Linked DNA regions of Homo sapiens: region 1 is linked to region 2. Evidence: chromatin loops called from intact Hi-C (ENCODE). Cell type or tissue: GM12878. All regions are shown on one strand. Each heading gives the region's core, and the rest is flanking DNA. Links, peaks and the distances in the headings are about the cores only.

Region 1 (5,387 bases), core at 295-5,294, 250 kb before region 2:
TCTGCCCCCTCTGTCGACGTCCCCATGTTTGTAATGGGTGTGAACCATGAGAAGTACAAAAACGGCCTCAAGATTGTCAGTAATGCCTCCTGTACCACCAATTGCTCAGTTCCCCTGGCCAAGGTCATCCATGACAATTCTGGCATCATGGAAGAATTCATGACCACAGTCCATGCCATCACGGACACCCAGAAGACTGTGGATGGCCCCTCTGGGAAACTATGGCACAATGGCTGTGGAATTTTCCAGAACATCATGCTTGCATCTACTGGCACTGACAAGGCTGTGGGTAAGGTCATCCCTGAGCTGAACAGGAAGGTCACTGGCATGATCTTCCATGTCTCCCACCACCACTGTGTCTGTCAGTCATGGATCTGATCTGCTATCTAGAGAAACCTGGCAAATATAATGACATCAAGAAGGTAGTGAAACAGGCTACGTGCAGTAAAACTCATGCCTGTAATTCTAGCACTTTGGGAAGACGAGGTGGGTGGATCAGCTGAGGTCAGGAGTTCAAGACCAGCCTGACCAACATTGAGAAACCCCGTCCCTACTAAAAATACAAAATTAGCTGGGCGTGGTGGCGCATGCCTGTAATCCAGGTACTCTGGAGGCTGAGGCAGGAGAATTGCTTGAACTCGGGATGCGGAGGGTGTGATGAGCCGAGATCTCGTCATTGCACTCCATCTTGGGCGACAAGAGTGAACTCTGTCTCAAAAAAACAAAACAAAACAAAACACATTGCCTCTACCTCCCCCTTTAGAGGAGCTTAGAAAAAATAAAAGTGAAAAAATCCTACTGAAATAATATCAGAAAGCACACTGTAGTCTTATATTACCTCCATTTCAAATCCAACTTTCAGAAAAGGAAGAAAACTATTTTGGGTAACCAAATAACAAGTCCCTTTTAAGTCCCAGAATTTAAAGATCACTGAAAAATGAAAATTATGTCTTGTACTCAAGATGCTCTGGAAATTATTTTTGAATTCCCACACCATTATCATTAATGGACACCAGCTGTGGGCTCACAGTATCATGGGTATATTACACAATAAAAACATAGACAGGATGTCACTGCACATATGCCATGCACACAGCTTGGTTCTAACTAGCATCACTGAGAATAGACATTTATTAAAGAAGATAGTGTAGCGGTTAAGAGCACAGGCTCTGGAGTCAGACCACCTGGGTTCCAATCTTGGCTCAGCCACCTATGCAATGTGTGACCTTGGGCAAATTATTTAAGTCCCATTTCTTCCTTTGAAATAACTCACAAAGTTGCTATGAGAATTAAACGAAATAATGAATATACAGTACTTAGTATAGTGTCTACCCCTTAGTAAGCACTCAATAAATATTAAGGATTATCACTATTGGTACTACTGAATAATTATAATGGTAAAGAGGTCCTGGTAGGACTAGGGTTTACAAAAATATATGGCACAGTTTCTCAGCTTTCAAGAACTTACAATTTAGAAATCAATTCAAAAAGCCCAAAAGGAAGGGGTAATGAAGGAAGGAAAAATAATGAAGAGTATCATTTTCCTATTAAGACCTGAAAGTTAATAAAACAAAATCACTTTAAGTCACCCAACCCAAACAGGTAAATATTTAATCGATTTAGTGTCATTTGAACACTCAACAGAGTTAATAACACTATGCATATGATGGAGGTTGAGTACGATCTAGTACACAGGTTGACTTAGACAGTTTAATATAAAAGTTTGGGACTGGGTTTATCCTTGAGAATATATTGATTTTGGTCATGATATTGATTTCATGACCCACCCATCCTTAAAGAGCCAGCTGAGAGACTGCTACCACCTACCAACCAGCTAACAGTAGTCAATAAGCATATAAACTGACCTACATTTTGTAAGAAATATTTTTAACTTTAAAGGTCAACTTATATGCAGTGCTTTAGAGTTTACAAAGTTCCTGCACTCATTACTTTTTATCTCCATAATTGGGAGATGAACATGACATCCTTCACAACAATTCTAGGGCCTTCATTCAAAACAGATGATACAGTTTGTCAGATAAGGTGACTTTATATCATTTTACTCAACCAGTTCCACTTTTTTTTTACTCTTAATGTTTTGAGATTAAAGAGTAAATATGCTATGCACTGATTGTTTTTCAAAAACAAAACTGACATTCAGAAAAATGAGGTTTTCAACTCCAGGTGCTCTGATTTGCTGTAAAGCTAAAGCATAAATTACCTTCTCAGTTTCACCTCCCACTGTCTACCCCATGTTTTCTGCTTTATCTTTTCAAGATTTTTCTCCACAGATGTAGGTGTCCAGGTTCTTGTTTTCAATTTAAATCAAAATAATTCAAGAAATACTCAATTCAATAAATCAATTCAAGAAATACCTACTAGCTCTACTAGCTCTGGGTGGCTGCTGGAGAGGTCCACAGATAGGTAAGTCTCTGCCTTCACAGAATTCACAATCTACTTTCAAAAGCTATAATACGAGGTCAAATAGTAAGGGCCACACAGTCGTTTACGATGTGATAGGGATTCAAAGATTGGAGAGCGCCCTCTGGTGGAAGGGGAAGAGATGATCAACAGAGACTTCAAGGCATTTAAATTTTACACAGAATTTCCATAGGAAGAACTGAAGGAAGACAGGCATTCTGGGGAAAAGGCATTACGCAGGAAACTAGTGGCAAGGGGGTGTTCACGGAAAAATGAGTTGTTCAGATCTATCAGAGTTGAGAGAACATGTTATGAAGGGCTTTGAATATTAGGCTGGGAGGTCCTATAGATAACTCGATATTAAATGAGTCATCAAAGTTTTTAGGCAGGAGAGTTAGGTGATAAGAACTTTACTTTGGGAAGATTCATCTGATAGAAAGTGTGTAAGAAGAGTCCAAGGGGAGACTTTGGAGTTGGAGGCCACTGAGAGGGTTACTACAATATTTTAGACGAAGTGAAACTGCTCTTTCAAGATTAAAAGTAAAGGGAAGGAGTCAGAGAGGTTGGTAGCTTAAAGGAAAAATAAAATTGGGCAAAGCTCCCCCTCAGTTCTTTTCCTTAAAGGGGCAACAAAGACCTGAGATTGTATGAAGGCAGAAAAGAAAGATTAGTAGAGAACAAAATATTATTGATGCTAGTGGGGAGAAAAAGATCAATCACTGAATTAAAGTCCAAGAAGAAGAGGGATGGAATGGACCAGGTGGAGGTATTCATTTTGAAAAGGAAAATTCCCGTAATTCAAAAGAAAGAGAGTATAAAAGGGAAAAGAGTGAAAATACATGGAAACTTATTGAGACAGAGGAAGTTGAAGAATTTATGGCAAATAATCTCAACTTTCTCAGAGAATAGGAGGCAAGCTCATTTGCATGGAGAACTGGGGAGAGACTAGGTATGTGCCATGAATTAGGTGTACTTAGAAAAGACATTGAGAGGGATATAATCATGAGCAAAAAAGTACTGGTTAAAATATTGCTTAGACACCAAAGTAAATGCAACCAAATAAAAAATAGTTAAAATGGTCATATTCAAAATGTAAAGACTTTTGTGCTTCAGAGGACACTGACTTAATCAGTGTTAGGCTGCTATAACAAAATACCATAGACTGAGTAGTTTATAAACAGTATAATTTATTGCTTACAGTTCTGGAAGCTAGAAGTCCAAGATCAAGGCACCAGCAGATTTGGTGTCTGGTGAGGGCCTGTTCCTCATGGATCATGCCGTGTTGCTGCATCCTCAGAGGGTGGAGGGCAGAGACAAGCCCCTTGAGCCTCTTTTATAGGCATACTAATCCCATTCATGATGGTGGAGCCCTCATGACCTAATCACGCCTAAAGGCCCCAACTCTTAATACTACAGCATTGGGGATTATTTCCAATATATAAATTTGAGGGAAATATCAACATTCAGACCATAGCAGACACTACCAAAAAAGTGAAAACACAACCCACAGAATGAGAGAAAATATTTGCAAATTTGATATCTGATAATCATCTGGCACCCAGAATATACAAAGAACTCTTAAAACTCAGCAATGAAAAACCAAATAATGCAATTTAAAAATAGGCAAAGATTGAAACAGATATTTCTTCAAGTAAATACAAATGGCCAATAAGCACATGTAAAGATGCTCAACATCATTTATCATTAAAGAAATGCAAATCAAAAACACAGTGAACTATTCCTTACCTACCAGGATGGTCATAGTAAAAAACACAAATGGACATAATAAAAAATAACAAGTGTTGCTAAGAGTGCAAAGAAACTGGAACTCTCACATATTGCTGGTGGTAATATAAAATGGTTCAGCCATTTTGGGAAACAGTTTGGCAGTTTCTCAAACAGTTAAATATAGAGTTACCATATAACCCAGCAATTAATTTCATTCCTATATACCCAAGAGAAATGAAAACATATAGCCACACAAACTTGCGCACAAATGTTCATAGCAGCATTATACATGATAGCCAAAAAGTGGAAGCAACTTAAATGTCTATCACTTGATGAATGAGTAAAGAAAATGTGGGATATCCATATAATTGAATATTATTTGCCATAAAAATGAAGTACTAACATTAATACATGCTGCAGTATGGATGAATCTTTAAAACATTATGCTAAATGAAAAAAGCCAGACACAAAAGGCCACTTAGTGCAGAATTCCGTTTATATGAAATGTCCACAATAGGCAATTTGATAGAGAAAGAAAGCAGATTAGTGGTTTCCAGGGGCTGAGGGAATGGGAAAATGGGAGAGTGCAGAGTGACTGCTAATGGGTACGAGATTCCTTTTTTGCAGTGATAAAAATGTTCTGAAATTACATACTGGTGATGTTTGTACAACTTTATGAATACTAAAACCCACTGATTTGTATACTTTAAACAGGCAAATTTTATGACATGTGAATCTTGTGTTGAAAAGATTGCTAGCAAGTTTAGATGACCTGTATTTTGTTCCAGATCTATTCAGAATGGAATCATGATTTTCTCAGGCTACAACACATCATAGAAGTCAGATGTGAGGGTTACTGTGAATAAGGTATTGGGAAGGCAGGAAGGCAGAGTCAAGGAATGAATAGCACATTGCTGAAATTGATATCTATAAAGCCCAGGCTCTTTCAAAATCCAATAATAAAAACACAAACAATCCAATTAGAAAATAGGCAAAAGACATACAAAGACATTTCACCAAAGAGGATATACTGATGGCAAATAAGTACATGAAAAGATGTTCAATAACATTAGCATTAAGGAAAGGCAACTTAAAACCATGAAATATCACTACACACCTATCAGGATGGCTAAAATAAAAAATAGTGACAACACCAAATGCTGGCAAGGATGCAAAGAAACTGAATTATTCACACATTGTCAGTGGGAATGTAAAATGGTACAGCCACTCTGGGAAAC
Region 2 (5,387 bases), core at 278-5,277:
AATTTTTTTCCAATGTATAAGAATATGAAAGAGACAGTTCAGGGAAGCTGAAGCCACTCACAGCCTAATATTTAAGAAGAGCATACCTCTACCAATTTCAGAAGCAGATTTAAAATGGAGTACAGAGAACCTGGCATAGCATCATAAAAATTGATTTAAAAAAGTGAGACCCCCCCATCTCTACAAAAGACAAAAAAAATTATCTGGGCGTGGTAGCACATGCCTGTGGTCCCAGCTACTTGGGAGGCTGAGGTGGGAGGATCTTTTGGGCCTGAGAAATCAAGGTTGCAGTGAGCTGTGGTCATGCCACTGCACTCTAGCCTGGGCAGTAGGGCAAGACCCTGTCTCAAAAAAAGTGTTTTTTTAAATAAAAAACCAAAGTGTTGAAAATGAATACAAAGGAAGATGATGTTCTTGGAAGGGCAACAAGTACAAAAAGAGATTAGGTTCTGCAAATGAAGGAATTGGGAAACAAAGTAAAATACAGGCTAATTGGAAGTTATTACGGAGCAGTTCTGAGTGAGCAAACTGATCAAATACTGTAGTTGTTGGTGTCAGGTTTTTTTTGCTTCCCCTGTAGCTTTCCCTCAGTGATCTCATTCCTATGACCTGGATTACCATTTGAATGTGAATGGCTCTCTGGTCGTCGCCCGAGCTCCATATGTCCAACTGCCTACTGAAGATCTCTTCTTGGATATGTCACAGATGCCTCAAAATCAATAGGTCAAAATCTCAAAAAATCATTTCCCCAATTCTCTCCCTGACCCCAAGTCTGTTCCTCTTCCTGTGTTTCCCTATTACAGAAAATTATATTCTTACTCATCTAGTCACCCCGATTAGAAATCTAAGCATCATACTTGATGTTTCTCCTTTTACGCCTGTATATAATCAATTCCACAAGACTATTCTTCCCCTTTAATATCTCACATGTATTTACCTCTCTTTTCTGATTCTATTAGTTTAGACCAGAAATTGAAAAGACCTTTTCTGTAAAAGTCCAGATAGTAAATACTTTAGGCTTTGCAGGCCATATAGTCTCTGCCACAACCACTGTAGCTCAAAAGCAGCCACATACAATATGTAAACAAATTAGTGTGGCTATTTTCCCATAAAACTTTATTTGTAGACACTGAAGTTTCATTTTCATGTAATTCATATATCATAAAATCTTCTTTTGATTTTTTCCTTCAGCTATTTAAAAAAAAATGTAACAGTCATCCTTAGCTTCCTTCCCTACAAAAACAGGCTCACAGGCCATAGTTTGCCCACCTCTGACTTAGACCAACATTCTCACCTATGATATGGCAGTAGTACTTGGTCTCCCTCCTTCTCATCTTGCCCACTCTGGTCTACTCTTCATGTTGCAGCCAGATTGACTTTTTAAAATTGCAAATTGGGACTGGGTGTGCGTGGCTTACGCCCATAATCCCAGCACTTTGGGAGGCCGAGGTGGGTGGATCGCCTGAAGTCAGGAGTTTGAGACCAGCCTGATCAATGTGGTGAAACCCTGTCTCTACTAAAAATACAAAAATTAGCTGTGTGTGGTGGTATGTGCCTGTAGTCCAAGCTACTTGGGAGGCTAAGGCAGGAGAACGACTTGAACCTGGGACGTGGAGGTTGCAGCGAGCAGAGATTGGGTCGCTGCACTCCAGCCTGGGCAACAGACCGACACTCTGTCTCAAAAAAAAAAAAAAAAAATTGGAAGTTGAATTTTACTACCTTGTTAAAAGAACTTTAAAGATTGACCATAGCTTACAGGATGAATCCATGTTTCTTGGAAGACCCTTCATAATTGTGAACCTTACTTACCTTTCTAGCCATATTTCTTACCAGTTCTCCCTAATTCTCTGTTGCAGCTACTGGGAATTGTTTATAATTCCTAGAATGTTAAGTGTTTTTCATATCTAAGTTTTGACACGTGCCTTGAATGCCTTTCTTCCTTATCTTCTCCCTACTTATACCTGGTTCCTGCAGGACTCATATCAGTCATCATCATCATCTCCAGAAGCCTTCTCTCACTCCATGAAGGCTGTATTAAATCCTTCTATTAAGTTCGCCCATCATGTCTGTAGAACCGAATGATAGCATTTATTTTACGGTATTATGATTGCCTATTTACTTGACTCCCCTCCTAAATAGTAAGCTCCTTGAGTACATAGTGTTTGTCTGTTGTGTTATCCTCAGTTTCCATTTTTCTTTTTTTGAGATGGGGTCTTGCTCCGTTGCCCAGACTGAAGTGCAGTGGCTTGATTATGGCTCATTGCACTCCTGACTTCTGGGCTCAAGTGATCTTCCCACCTCAGCCTCCCAAGTAGCTGGGACTATAGGCATATGCCACCATGCTCGACTAATCTGTTTATTTATTTATTTTTTATTAGAGATGAGATCTCACTGTGTTTCCAGGCTGGTCTTGAATTCCTGAGTTTGAATGATCCTCCTGCCTCAGCCTCCAAAATGCTGGGATTATAGGCATGAGCCACCACGCCTGGCCTTCCAGTTTCCTGTATGATACCCCATAGTAATGTGTGAGTGGGGTTTTTGTTTGTTTGGTTGGTTTTGTTTTCATTTTTGTTTTTGAGACAGGGTCTCGCTCTGCCACCTAGGGTAGGAGTGCCGTGGTGCAGTCACAGCTCACTGCAACCTCAACCTTTAGGGCTCAATCAGTCCTCCCACCTCAGCCTCTCAAGTATCCGGGCCTATAGGCATGCACCACTGTGCCTGGCTAAGTTTTTGTATTTTTTGTAGAGAGGGGATTTTGCCATGTTGCCCAGAGTAGTCTCAAACTCCTGGCCTCAGGTGATCTGCCTGCCTCAGCCTCCCAAAGTGTTGGGATTACAGGCGTGAGCCACTGCACCTGGCCATTTTTGTTTGTTTTACATTTTAAAAATTGACGTATAATTCATGTACCATAAAATTTATCCTGTTCAAGTGTACAATTTAGTGCATTTTACTATATCTAAAATGTTGAGCAACTATCACCATGGTCTAATTCCAGAACGTTTTCATCACCCCCAAAAGAAACCTTGTGCTCAACAAAAAGTCACTCCTCATTCCTTCCTGCCCCCAGCCCCTGGCAGCCACTAATCTACTTTCTTTCTTTATGGCTTTACCTATTCTGTACATTTCATATCAATGCTATCAGATAATATTTGAACTTTTGTGACTGTCTTTTTTCATTTAGCATATGTAATGTTTTCCAAGCTCATCCATATTTTATCATGTTCTAGTACTTTATTCCTTTTTTCTTACTGAATATCAACATTATATTTCATTATTTATTTATTTTTTGAGATAGGGTCTTGCTCTGTCTCCCAGGCTGGAGTACACTGGTGCAATCCTAGCTCACTGCAGCCTCAAACTCCTGGGCTCAAGTGATCCTCCTACCTCAGTCACCTAAGTAGCTAGGACTACAGACATGTTCCACCATGCCTGGCTAATTTCATTTTTTATTTTCTTTAGTTTTTGTAGGTCTCACTGTGTTGGCCAGGCTGGTCTTGAACTGCTGGCCTCAAGTGATCCTCTTGCTTTGGCCTTCCAAACTACTGGGATTCTAGGCATAAACCACTGTGTCCGACCTAGCTGTATATTTTAAACTTCATTCTTCAAAGCACCCAGGACTCGGGGGGGTGAAAAAGAGGGACCCCCTAGACTCCTTCTCTTGCTTCACCTAGAACATTTATATTTTCATCTATTTATGGACAAACTTTTATTTTAAATTTGAAAGTCGTGGGCTCTCAGATTGAAGAATACACTCTACCTGGGACTGAAAGATACTCCATGGTCTTTTTACTCCATCTTTCTTTCCAACTCTTCTTTTCATGTGCTCCAGTCAGACAGTATGTTGGTGGAGTCTTGAGGTATACCTCATGCTTTCTTGCCACTGTATCTTTTCTTATACCATCTCCTCCATCTGAAATGCCCCTTTCCCATCTGTTTAAATTTTTACCTAACTTTCAATGCCTAATACAGATATAATCAATTCCATGAAGTTTTCCCGGATCTCTGGATTCTTGTAGTAATTATACTGCTTTAGATGGTGCCTTGTCTAATTTCTTGAGACTACTCTCATGTTTTCTTAGTTGTTTTATACTTTCCCATTGAGTGGCTGGACATGGGATGGTGGGGGACTGGGGGTTGGGGGTGACTATAACAGATTGCATGGGCCAGGCATTGTGCCTCACTCCTGTAATCCCAGCACTTTGGGAGACCAAGGCAAGAGGATTGCTTAAGCCCGGGAGTTCAAGAACAGCCTGGACAACATAGCAAGACCTCATCTCTACTAAAAATAAAAAAATTAACCTGGCATGGTGGCAAATGCCTGTAGTCCCAGCTATCAGGAGGCTGAGGTGGAAGGATCGCTTGAGCCCTGCAGATGGAGACTGCAGGGAGCTGTTTTGCCACTGCACTCCAGCCTGGTCTGCAGAGTGAGAACATGTCTCAAAAAAAAAAAAAAAAAGGGGGGGTGGGGGGATAGCATGAGGGAGATCTTTGTGATGATAAAAGTATTCTGCATCTTGATTGTGATGGTAGTTATACAAATCTGCACATATTTTAAAATGACATAGAGCTATACATTCATATTGTACCAATGTCAGTTTCCTGGTTTTGATGTTGTACTGTAGTTACATAAGATGCACCCATTGTGGGAAATTATGTGAATTGTGTGAAGGTTACCTGGGACCTCTCTTTGCTATCTTTGCAATTTCCTGTGAATCTGTAATTAATTTTAAAATAAAAAGTTTAGGTTGGCCATGGTGGTTCATGCATGTAGTCCCAGCACTTTGGGAGGCCAGCAGGAGAATCACTTGAGTCCAAGAGTTCAAGACCAGCCTGGGCAACATAGCAAGACCCCGTCTCTGCAAAAAAATATATTTTTAAAAATTAACTGGGTATTATGATACATACCTGTAGTCTCAGCTACTTGAGAGCCTGAGATAGGAGGATAGACTTGGGCCCTGGAGGTCAAGGCTGCAGTGAACCGTGATTGCATCACTGTACTCCAGCCTGGTTGACAAAGCAAGACTCTGAAAAAAAAAAGTTTAAAAATATATTCTTCAGGCCAGGCGTGGTGGCTCATGCCTGTAATCCCAGCACTTTGGGAGGCAGAGGCCGGCAGACCACTTGAAGTCAGGAGTTCGAGACCAGCCTGGCCAACATGGTAAAACCCCATCTCTACTAAAAATACAAAGATTAGCTGGGTGTGGTGGTGCGCACCTGCAGTCCCAGCTACTTGGGGGCTGAGGCAGCAGAATATCTTGAACCTGGGAGGTGGAGGTTGCAGTGAGCTGAGATCGCACCACTGCACCGCAGCCTGGGCGACAGAGTGAGACTCAGTATAAAAAAACAAATCATTTTTCCATGGTGCTACTTCTGATTAATGTGAATCT

Evidence for each region. Peaks named below come from ENCODE experiments on the same cell type or tissue, not always from the same donor. Only the 100,000 strongest peaks of a DNase experiment are listed, where the experiment ranks them.
Region 1: it touches region 2 in a loop (4-fold over the local background); 1 of 110 quality-filtered maps calls a loop at or near these places.

What each region holds. Positions count from the first base shown.
Region 1 is chr15:44,063,874-44,069,260 of GRCh38, forward strand. The region is part of intron 1 of FRMD5 (FERM domain containing 5); the gene reads right to left. It also overlaps the pseudogene GAPDHP55. Among named protein-coding and RNA genes, the nearest start is that of FRMD5, 130 kb to the right of the region's middle. RefSeq lists a silencer at 2,358-2,652. In GM12878, for the core only: a CTCF peak has its summit at 2,540 (motif pointing left); a DNase peak (open chromatin) is centred at 2,478.
Region 2 is chr15:44,317,029-44,322,415 of GRCh38, forward strand. All of the region lies in intron 1 of GOLM2 (golgi membrane protein 2), which reads left to right. Among named protein-coding and RNA genes, the nearest start is that of GOLM2, 31 kb to the left of the region's middle. RefSeq lists an enhancer at 2,269-2,498. In GM12878, for the core only: a CTCF peak has its summit at 2,591; a DNase peak (open chromatin) is centred at 2,573; H3K27ac peaks cover 733 bases.